Linked DNA regions of Homo sapiens: region 1 is linked to region 2. Evidence: chromatin loops called from intact Hi-C (ENCODE). Cell type or tissue: transverse colon. All regions are shown on one strand. Each heading gives the region's core, and the rest is flanking DNA. Links, peaks and the distances in the headings are about the cores only.

What was found. Peaks named below come from ENCODE experiments on the same cell type or tissue, not always from the same donor. Only the 100,000 strongest peaks of a DNase experiment are listed, where the experiment ranks them.
Region 1: a loop joins it to region 2, with 2.4 times the contacts of the local background. A loop is called at or near these places in 3 of 110 quality-filtered maps.

The regions. Positions count from the first base shown.
Region 1 is chr3:188,195,037-188,200,417 of GRCh38, reverse strand. The region is part of intron 1 of LPP (LIM domain containing preferred translocation partner in lipoma); the gene reads right to left. Among named protein-coding and RNA genes, the nearest start is that of FLJ42393, 19 kb to the right of the region's middle. In transverse colon, for the core only: no CTCF peak of the experiment used is centred there; a DNase peak (open chromatin) is centred at 2,957; H3K27ac peaks cover 5,000 bases.
Region 2 is chr3:188,256,149-188,261,529 of GRCh38, reverse strand. All of the region lies in intron 2 of LPP (LIM domain containing preferred translocation partner in lipoma), which reads right to left. Among named protein-coding and RNA genes, the nearest start is that of FLJ42393, 80 kb to the right of the region's middle. In transverse colon, for the core only: no CTCF peak of the experiment used is centred there; a DNase peak (open chromatin) is centred at 2,152; H3K27ac peaks cover 5,000 bases.

The DNA.
Region 1 (5,381 bases), core at 234-5,233, 61 kb after region 2:
ATTAGTGGGGCATGGTGGCATGTGCCTGTAATCACAGTTACTCGGGAGGCTGAGACAGGAGAATCTCTTGAACCTGGGAGGCAGAGGTTGCGGTGAGCCGCGATCGCACCACTGCACTCCAGCCTGGGCAACAAGAGTGAAACTCCGTCTCAGAAAAAAAAAAAAAAAAAAATTCTTAAACCCAGTAGCTCCAGTCTTTTCAATAACTTTGTTAGCATCTCTTTCCTGTTAAATTATACAGAATGTCTTTCCTGAACTTTGTTAGATGCAGGAGGGAAAAAAAAATAGATAAATTAACCGATCACTCATTCTTTATTTATTTGGCTGAGACCTATGTCTGTCTATATCTAAAAGCTTCTCCCTTGCCTCTGTGAAGGAACAAAAAATATCTCAGTTTAGTATAAGAAGCCAAATAGGGCCAGGCGCGGTGGCTCAAGGCTGTAATCCCAGCACTTTGGGAGGATCACCTGAGGTCAGGAGTTCGAGACCAGCCTGGCCAACATGGTGAAACCCCGTCTCTACTAAAAATACAAAAGTTAGCTGGGCATGGTGGTGTGCACCTATAGTCCCAGCTACTCGGGAGGCTGAGGCAGGAGAATGTCTTGAACCTGGGAGGGGGAGGTTGCAGTGAGCCAAGATCACGCCATTGAACTCCAGCCTAGGTAGGCAACAGGAAAACCCCATCTCACAGAAAAAAAAAAAAATCCAAAATAGACCTAGAACTCCAGGGTTACATAAGCAGTCGATGTAATCAGCAAATCAGAGTTACACAAACTAGTTTATGGACAATATAAACGCTAATTCATATACAATGAAGCATGGTTATAGCGTAACTACTGATCCTTTCCTTAGGATTCCTGGCTTGACCTTTGTTTTCCTGATTTGCCAGTGAATACTCAGCACCATACAGGTGCGCCTGCTGCATACCCTGTGGCTCTACCTCCGTGCAGCTCCACAGAGACGTCTGTTCCTCCTTTTTGGCCAAAAGGAGCCTCCGTTGTATTTTCCAACAAAGGCTCCAGCAAATTTTCCGTCCCACATGCTCTTCCAGAACTTGGCCACCCCACCAAGATGTAAAGTCTATTGCCTCTCCCCTTGAATCTAAGCGAGTTGGGGACTACTCCGACCAATAAAGTATAGCGAGATGATGCATCTACAGCTTCTTCCTGCACCTGCTAATGCTCACTCGCTCTCTTTCTCCCTCTCTCCCTTCCTCTCAAGGCTTGCCCTTTGGAAGCAGCCACCAGGCTGTGAGGAAGTCCAGGCCACATGGAAAGACCACATGTAGATATTCTGACCAACAGGCCTGGTTAACGTCTCAGATGTCATGTGAGTGAGTGAGCAACCATATCCCTCTAGCACCCAGCCTTCGAGTCTTCCAGCTGAGATCCCAGGCATTGTGGAGCACAGAAGCGTCATTCCCCCTTTGCTCTGTCCAAGTTCCTGATCCACATAATCCATGAGCATACTAAACGATTGTTGTATACCACTGAGTTTGGGGGTAATTTGCTACACAGTAATAAACAATTGGAACAAAGCCCAGCCCTTTCTTTTACCTTCACCTGGTGCCTGCTCTGACCATGCAGATGTGACTTTCTCATCTGGTGACCCACGTTTTTCATGGACACCAGTTTCTCTAGGGTTGTCAGTGGTGGGCAGAAGGGCAGGGGTGAGTTCTGCAACAATAATAGCTCTGAGACACTGCACAGTTCATGGGGAATGCAAATGAATCAACATAAACATGGGACCCAACAGCCCCAGTCGCTCTGTCTACCAAGTAAATGTGAGGAGGTGATGCTACCTCTCTATTACCTCATCTGTAAAATGGGCATGCCAATGCCTGACTATTGAAGAAGTTATGAGGATGAGATGAGAGGTCGTGTGAGGAGCACTCCACCCAGTGCCTACAATGTCAGATACCAAAGTCTATCCACCATACCCTTCAGCTGACCAAGGGCTTCCATCTACAAATGTGATTCAAGTCTACAGAACAGCACAACAGCTATGCTGCTCTCTTACCCAGCATCAAGCCCAGGCCCTTATACACAGCAGGTAGTTAGAAAACATTAAGCCTGTGCTATATAGCAAGGAAAGTTTCTATCATTTCAAAACAATAAGGTATATTGTTTAGGAGTGTGGTGCCTGGAGCCACTGGCCTGAATTCAGCTCTGTCACTGGCTGGTGGCCTGGGGCAACTTATCTAAGCTCCTTGTGCATTTGTTTCCCTATTTATAAACAGGGATAACAATAACACCATCCTCATAGGTTTCTTTAGAGGATTAAGTGAAACAATATGAATAAAGCAGCTAGAACAGTGACTGGCACATAGCAATCGCTTGCTACGTTTCACCAAGTGTGTAAACCTAGAAGCAATCTTAGGACACAGGTATACGAATGAGGTTTTACAAATGAGGAAACTGAGACTCGAATTATGTAACTTGTGCAAGGTCAAAGGTAGGGGCGAGATCCAAATCCAACTCCGTGGCCTTCCACCCAAATCCAAAGCTCTTTGCACCTCAGCATCCTGCTTTTCGATATGCACGCCTAATGGAAAAATGTATTTAACTAGAAGAGGGGAAAACAGCCCAGACATAACGGGGTTGCACCTTGGGAGCTTTCTGGGTATCACAGGATGATAAGGCCAATGTCATAAGCCCTGCCCTTCAGCACAGTCAGCTCCTGTGGGTAAAATTAGCTCAGCTCTGCTCCAGTGCCGCCTGGAGCCCCGAGGCAAAACTCACCCCAGGCATAGCATGACCTCACCTGACCCTCACTCTTAAGTAGGGTCCCTTATGCACCTCATTAGGGCCTGAGATGACTCATTGTGTTCTTTCCTGTCTCTGGTGCTGAGGTCACCTCTATGCTATACAGAAAGGCGGCTGTGAAGGAGAAGTAAAGATGAAAACGCAGGCAACCATTCTGCACTCGCTTCCTCCAAGGCAGCTCACAAGCAAGGATCGGAGTGCCTGCCTGCCATGCCAGCTGTGTACTGGGGCAATAAAGCTCTGCCGAGTTATATAACCCAGCTCAGGAGAAAATGATAGACACTAGCCCAAAGGGACTCCTGAGATTACCATCCTTATTCTACTCTGGTGGTGATGGTATTGAGCAGGGAATGGGCCTATTCAATATCCTTCAGTCCTGCAGAACATGGCACAATAACCATGACTATAGGGGTCTCCTCTGCACTGTCCCACCCAATACTACCCAAATTGAAGGCCAATCTTAAATGTCACCATTCCTTGAACCCTCCATGCTCCCATCCCTACCTGGCTAGAATTTTTATCTCAACTCCCACAATGTCTTATCTATACAATTTATTATTTGGCATTTATTTGCTCAACAAATATCACTTGCACACCTATTTTTGATTTGAAGATACAGAAATATAAAGAATTACCATTGCTCTCAAGGAAATGCAGCCCAGTTCAACAAATGGCCTAAAATGGAGGAAGCAGAGACAATAACAGTCAGAGGAGTATTCCAGGCAGAGGTGGTATCAGAGCAAAATCTTGAAAGGACTGATAGAGTGGGCAATGGTGTTTCAGACAAGGGAACACTATGTGTGAGGTCACGGGAGCTACAGAGAATCCCAGGTATATTCCTAGAGCACAAGATCATCTTGGAGATTAGTGAGATGAGGACAGAAAGAGGCAGGGGTCAAACCACTTCCTGCCTCTTTCCATTCCTGTCCCTTAATTCATGCAAAGGATTCTTAATTTGCCCTGAATGAGGAAAGCATTGAAGGATTTTAAAAACAGGGACATAGCATGAACAGATTTGCATTTTTGGAATATCACTCAGGAAGAAAAGAGAGAATAGGATGGATGAGGGTAAGAATAGAAAAAGAAGGCCAGCTGAGACTGCTGAAGCACTCCAGGAGAGAGATGCTGAGGGCCTGAATGGAGGACAGGCTCCAAAGGTAGAGGGAGGAGGGAAGTGGGCAGGACGTGTTACCGTGGTTGACTCTGTAAGACTGAGGACAGTCAGAGGCAAGAGTGAAGGACAGAGAGGAGCCATCCGGAATGAGTCCCAGTTTCCAGGATTGGGCGATGTCACTCACCAAGCTAACAATGCCAAAAGACACGGTGAGCCCCATGCAACTTTGGGATTTCCAACTGGAGTGTCCAAAAGGCATGTAGGAGTGTGGGCCTGAAGTTCAGGAGTTCCAAACTGGAGATAAACACCTAGCAGTCATGAGACAAAGCTCTGCAATGCTTGTATTTATGGGATACAAGAGAGAGCAAGAGCCTGCAAAGAAACCCCAAGGAGAGGCTAGGGAGGTAAAGGAATAACAAAACATCCAGAGACACTGGGAGTGGTCAACAGAAACAGCACCACCAATGCCAAATAAGAGCACTGCTAAAAAGGAATGCATCTGAGCCCTCTAGACCCGGACAAGAACAACTTCCATCCGACCAGAATGGGTTAAGAAGCCAAAAGAAGGTGAGGCAGTAGAGACAAATATAAAGGCAGAGGAGTAAAGAAGCGAGATGCCACGCTCTCAGAAAAGCATGTCCGTATAAATCTTACTTCCTCTACTAGACACAAGCTAGAATAGTGCTGTCCAAAAGGAATAAGATGCAAGCCACATATGAAATTGTTAATTTCCTGCAGCCACATTTTTAAAAAGCAGGAAATCATAGGAGAAATGCATTTTAATTTAACCCAATATATCCAAAATATTATCATTCCAAGAAGTAATGAACATCATATAATTTATTAATAAGATATTTTACATTACTTTTTATACTAAGCCTTTGAAATCTGGTGTGTTATACTTAACGGCACATCTCAGTTCGAACTAGCCACATTTTAAATGCTAAACTGCCATATGTCATTCTAATTTAACTTTGATGAATCAAGGCTCAACATGGCAGCTGGCATGCTGTGTATTTTTTTCTAATAATATGACAAAATGAATGGAAGGATGGATAGATGCTTGCCACTTCATTGAGAAATTCAGTAAACTCTCTACGGCTTCGTTCTCTTTATCAACTATACAGTACTTTAAGTTTCTAGTCTTGGGTTATATTATGAGTAGATCCTTGGTATAACTTAATATTAACGGCGTAAGTTTCATTCTTTCTAAATTTCCTCTGTTGCTTCAAAAATCACAAATTTCGTCAGCCTCTTTCTTTTTTCTTTCTTTTTTTTTTTGACAGAGTCTCGCTCTTGTCGCCCAGGCTGGAGTGCAATGGCGCAATCTCAGCTTATTGCAACCTCCACCTCCCAGGTTCAAGCAATTCTCCTGCCTAAGCCTCCTGAGTAGCTGGGATTATAGCCACAAGCCACGACGCCCAGCTAATTTTTGTACTTTTAGTAGAGACGAGGTTTCACCATGTTGGCCAGGCTGGTCTTGAACTCCTGATCTCAGGTGA
Region 2 (5,381 bases), core at 267-5,266:
TCTATAGCTATTTAAAAGATGACAAATATCTGTATGTTGATTGACTTAAAATTTTTTCAAGGCATATTGCTGAGTGAAAAAAATAAATGATAGCACCTGCAGTAATTTACGTAAATTGTAAATGCCGTCATTCACATAAAAGTTGCATGTGTGTATGTGTGTGTGTGTGTCTGTGTAGAGAGAAAGAGAGACTCTAAAAAAGGTATTTTCCAAAACTTTAACAAGGATTATCACTACAGAATAGTCCCAGCTACTTAGAAGGCTGAGGTGGGAGGGTTGATTGAGCCCAGAAGTTCGCAGCTACAGTGAGCCATAATCGTGCTGCTGCATTCCAGCCTGGATGACAAAGGGAGATGCTGTCTCAAAAACAAACAATCTAGTAAGATTATTGTTTTCCTATTTGTACTTTTCTGCCTTGTTCAAATTGTCTTTAGTGCTCAGAAACATTTCTTTTTTTAACATGGAGTCTCGCTCTGTGGCCCAGGCTGGAGTGCAGTGACACTATCTCAGCTCACTGCAACCTCCGCCTCCCGGGTTCAAGGGATTCTCCTGACAGCCTCCTGAGTAGCTGGGACTACGGGATTCTCCTGACTCAGCCTCCTGAGTAGCTGGGACTACAGGCATGCACCACCACGCCCTGCTAATTTTTTTGTATTTTTAGTAGAGACAGGGTTTCACCAAGTTGGTCAGGCTGCTCTCAAACTCCTGACCTCAAACCATCTGCCCGCCTCAGCCTCCCAAAGTGCTGGGATTACAGGCGTGAACCACCGCGCCCAGCCCAGAAACACTTTCTTTTTAAACTTCGGTTCCTCTGATTTCATCTGGGATGGAGCTGTTCTCAAACAGCTGTTGTTGAGTCACAGTTGCCTTAAAAAACAACAACCAAGCATTGTGTAAATATAAGGTGCTCAATCGTTATGCAGCCATGAGGTCCTTCTTGGGGCTATAGCAATAGTGACAATTTCTATCTTGGTTTCTATCAGTGACAATAGTGACAATTTCTATCAGTGACAATGGTGATTAATAATAATAATAATAATAAACAGCCCACTTACTGGTCATACTGGCCTTGCCATAAGTCATTAAAAAAACAGAGGCAAATTCCTTTCTCCAAGCTCCAAGCACAAGACACCCCACATTATCGTTTTTGTTAAATAGGACAGGTTTCATTAATAATAGGTGGAAGTGGCCAGGCACAGTGGCTCACGCCTCTAATCCCAGCACTTTGTGAGGCCAAGGCAGGCGGATCACTTGAGGTCAAGAGTTCAAGACCAGTCTGGCCAACATGGTGAAACCCTGTCTCTACCAAAAATACAAAAATTAGCCGGACTTGGTGGTGGTGCATGCCTGTAATCCTAGCTACTTGGGAGGCTAAGGCAGGAGAATCGCTTGAACCTGGGAGGCAGGGGTTGCAGTCAGCCGAGATCGTGCCACTGCCTGGGTGACAGAAAGAGACTCTGCCTTAAAAATAAATAAATAAATAAATAAAATAAGAATAATAAATAGGTGAAAGTGATAGTGTTGATTTTTATTTTCTTCTTTAACCCTGTTTACAGTTTCTGAATTTTCTATGAGAATATATTGCCTTTATATTAAAAAAAAAAGAAGGTCATTTAAAGACATGTAAACAACCACCACCATAAATAAGCCAGGCTCTCCTTTCACTGAGTTTAAACATGAGCCTTCCTTACCAGTGAGCCTGCAGGGGATATTCTGTAACTAGGTCACCGGATTTTACGCCATCACAGTAGTCCTCTCCAAATGTTCACCAAAGCTACCAATAGCTCAAGAGATTAGCTTTGGACAACTGCTGAATTGAACAAAGTAACACATACACTGGGGGAAAAATAATTTAGGAAATGCCTACAATATTCTTGGCACAGCAGTAGATATCAAAATTAAGAAGAGGCTGCCCCACCCTGCAGAAGCTTACAGTAGTAGAAGGGGAGAAATTATATACATGCATAAATAAGAATACCTTGAGGTACAATGTGAGAAGTTCTACAAGTGTTCCTGCTCAATGCAGTGTGGAAGTTCTAGGAAAGGAAAGATTATTTCTAGCTGCTGGAAGGACAAACAGCTTCAGGACAGAGTTAATGTCTCAGCAGGATCGGGCAGATCCCACACCAGGGTATAGTTCATCTGGCTGGTGCCCAAGAATGGTAAAGAGTGGCCTTAATTAGAGCAAGAGAGACTGGTGTCAGGTGTGGGGTGAACACTCAATGTCATGCTGGGGAATTTGGGTGTATTTCCACAGAAGCAAGGCAAATGTCTCTGGATGCACTCTGGGAGCCACGGTGATTATCTCCATGGAAGCCATTCTTTTATATGCAATAGTAAATTAAATTAGCAAACAAAAATCAAAGAGACTACAAATATTCAAGCTAGTATAAACAAGCCATAGTATGTTCTGGAGTAAAATTATTAGATGTGATTGTGAATACCCCATAACTAGAAAATACACCCCTTCTGTGTTGAAAATCTGGTGAGGGGAAGAGATTACAAGGGAAGACAGCAAAAGCCACAGCACTGACTTTTGGTTGCTCCCAATAATCCAATCCAAAGTGGTTAATTCCTCTTCTCTGGGGCCACTAAATTCAGCATCTGTGTCCATCCCTGTAACACCCTCTCCACAGCCTAAGACATCTCAAAAAAATATAAATGTTCTCAGTGAATAAATCCCACCCTTCAATGGAATGGTAACATCATAAGATTGAGGGTTCATAGAGTCAGAAAAAAAGTATACTGTACCAACAAAATAATGAAAAGTGGACTTTCTGCCCCCTAATGCGGTGATCGTCTTCTCTAGACGAATCTTAGAATCCCTTCAGTACTTACTTTTTTTTGCGCTAATAGCGAGAACCCCAACCTAGCCCATTCAAATCAAGATCTCTGGAAGGTGAGGGCTGACATGCTTACAAACAAAAAGCTCCATGATTCCAGCACTTTGGGAGGCCAAGGTGGGAGAATCACTTGTGCCCAGGAGTTCGAGACCAGCCTAGGCAACATAGTGAAACCCTGTCTCTACAAAATATACGAATTAGCCAGGCGTAGTGGCGTGTCCCTGTATTCCCAGCTACTCACAAGGCTGAAGTAGGAGGGTTGATTGAGCCTAGAAGGTTGCAGCTACAGTGAACCATAATCATGCCACTGCATTCCAGCCTGGATGACAGAGGGAGACGCTGTCTCAAAACAAAACAAAACAAAACCTCCCCAAGTGATTTTAATGCGCAGCCAGTGTTGAAAGTCACTGTTAGAAGTTTGACTGAAATGTTCAAAGGGAAGGGAAGTAAGAACTCAAATAAATGGGAAGAACTGACTGACCATTCACTTCAAGTATCACAATAATCCCTAATCACAAACCAGTTCCTTTTCAGGTCTCTTTCCCTGGTTGGGGAGTCCAGGATGAGCTCTTTGTAGTGGGAACATCTGGGCCCCGTGGGCCTGTCAGCAGATGCCACACAGAAGTGTCATGAGCATCAGCACACAAATCAAGGACACCTTGTTAGTAGGGCTCAGCGCTGGTTTTACTTATCACTGTAATAGTACAGGTGAAAGTAGGAGTGTGTGGAATTCAATTTACAGGCTTTAATGCTGTAGCAGCACTGGGTGGAAGGTGGATATAGGCTTTGCAGTTAGGCAAACCAACATTTGAATCCTGGCTCTGCCACTTTCTAATTGAACTTAAGTAAGTCTTTTAATCTCTTTGAGCCCCAGTTCCTTATTTGCAAAGTGGGAAAGAAAACACATGTCTTGCACGTTGTTTTTCTTCTAAGATTAGGAATGATGTGTGTACACAGACTGGGTGCCCAGTGAACAACAGTAAATACTACTATGATTACTGAGCAAAAAAACAACTTGAAGTTGTCTTCAAAATTGCATTCCATGACCAAACTATGAACTGAGAACAAAAGTGAGAAACAGATAAGGTAGACAACCAATTTCATATCTCATAAACCAGGAAGAAGTATTATTCACACTTCCCATGTCAACAAAAAACCAGTCTGTTTAAACTACATGTCAGTTCCTTTCCCTCAGTTGTGTCTTTCAGCAAATACAAACTGGCTTGGACTTTAACTGTCGTTAAATCTTGTCTTTTCTCTATTCAGTCTTTGTCAAATGACAGAATGGCAAAGCTGAAAGGTGGCCTCAGGAGGTAACACGACCGTCACCCTCACTGTGCAGGTAAAAGAGGACACCAAGGCTTTCCCAGGACCACACAGCTCATCAAAGCCTGCCCATCCTCAAGAAGTCATTAGCAGTCAGAAAAAAGCTATGAGCAGAAAGCTAATTAATGAGCTTATCAACACTTCTTTTCATAAGACAGGGAAAATGGAAATTAAAGTCTTACTATATGTGCATCAGGGACAGTTCTAGCACCAGAACTAAGATTCAGGTCTATGGGATCTGGAGCACTGGACATAGAGTATGGAGATGGGGTCACATGATCAGGCTTCACCACGACCTCATAACCTCAGACAACTAATGCCCATCACGTCTCTATGCCACATATTCCCTCTCCCTAATGGTATCACACTCCCTAACTTCCTCAAGGATTACTGGGAAATTTCTGGATGGTGACCATGGAAACAATCTGCAAATTAATAGGAGATAAATGTGAGAGGCCTATTCCAGTTAGACTTTGAAACACCCACACGTATGCATGTGTACCTCCCTGCACAAATGTATGAAGAGCCACTGATAGATATGCACCCATTACCCACTTGGGCCAAGTGCCAAATGACTGAATGTTAAAATCAATAGTAAGCCAAAGCTGAGACTGAAATCTCTCATTATCATCGTCTGAATTTTTGTGATATAAGAATACACATGAAATTTCTCTGTGTTAAAAATCATTTATCATTGATGTTGCTATACGTAATTTGGGAGGTTTTCCTGATCAGGAAATGTTGAGAGACAGTGTAGACACTCTACTTTTAATTTATCTTCAGAAAATGTGAAAAAAAATCTTAAATAGGCTTTTTCTTGAAAGACTGATGACCTTAAGTGTAATTAAATAACTAAAAGTTAAAAATGGTTCTTAATGGTCATTCTGTTTGGTGTCATAAATGCATTCCACAAACAACCCAGTAACAATTATAATTATTGTATAATCTAGTTCTATAACAATACTTAGATTACAATTTATATTTTTATAAATGCTTGTTAGCTGAAAAAAGATGTGTTGGTCAACCCAAAGTTATCTAGCTAACAAACTGTAATAACTAAGATTTAATAACCTCAATTAGCTAATATTCATTAACTAAGGTTTAATTAATCTAATTTTTATATTAATTACCAACTAATTTCCCTACTTGTTTAACTATTTGAAAGTTCTTAATTATTTAACCCATACATTATTAGCTTTCACAGTCATCATT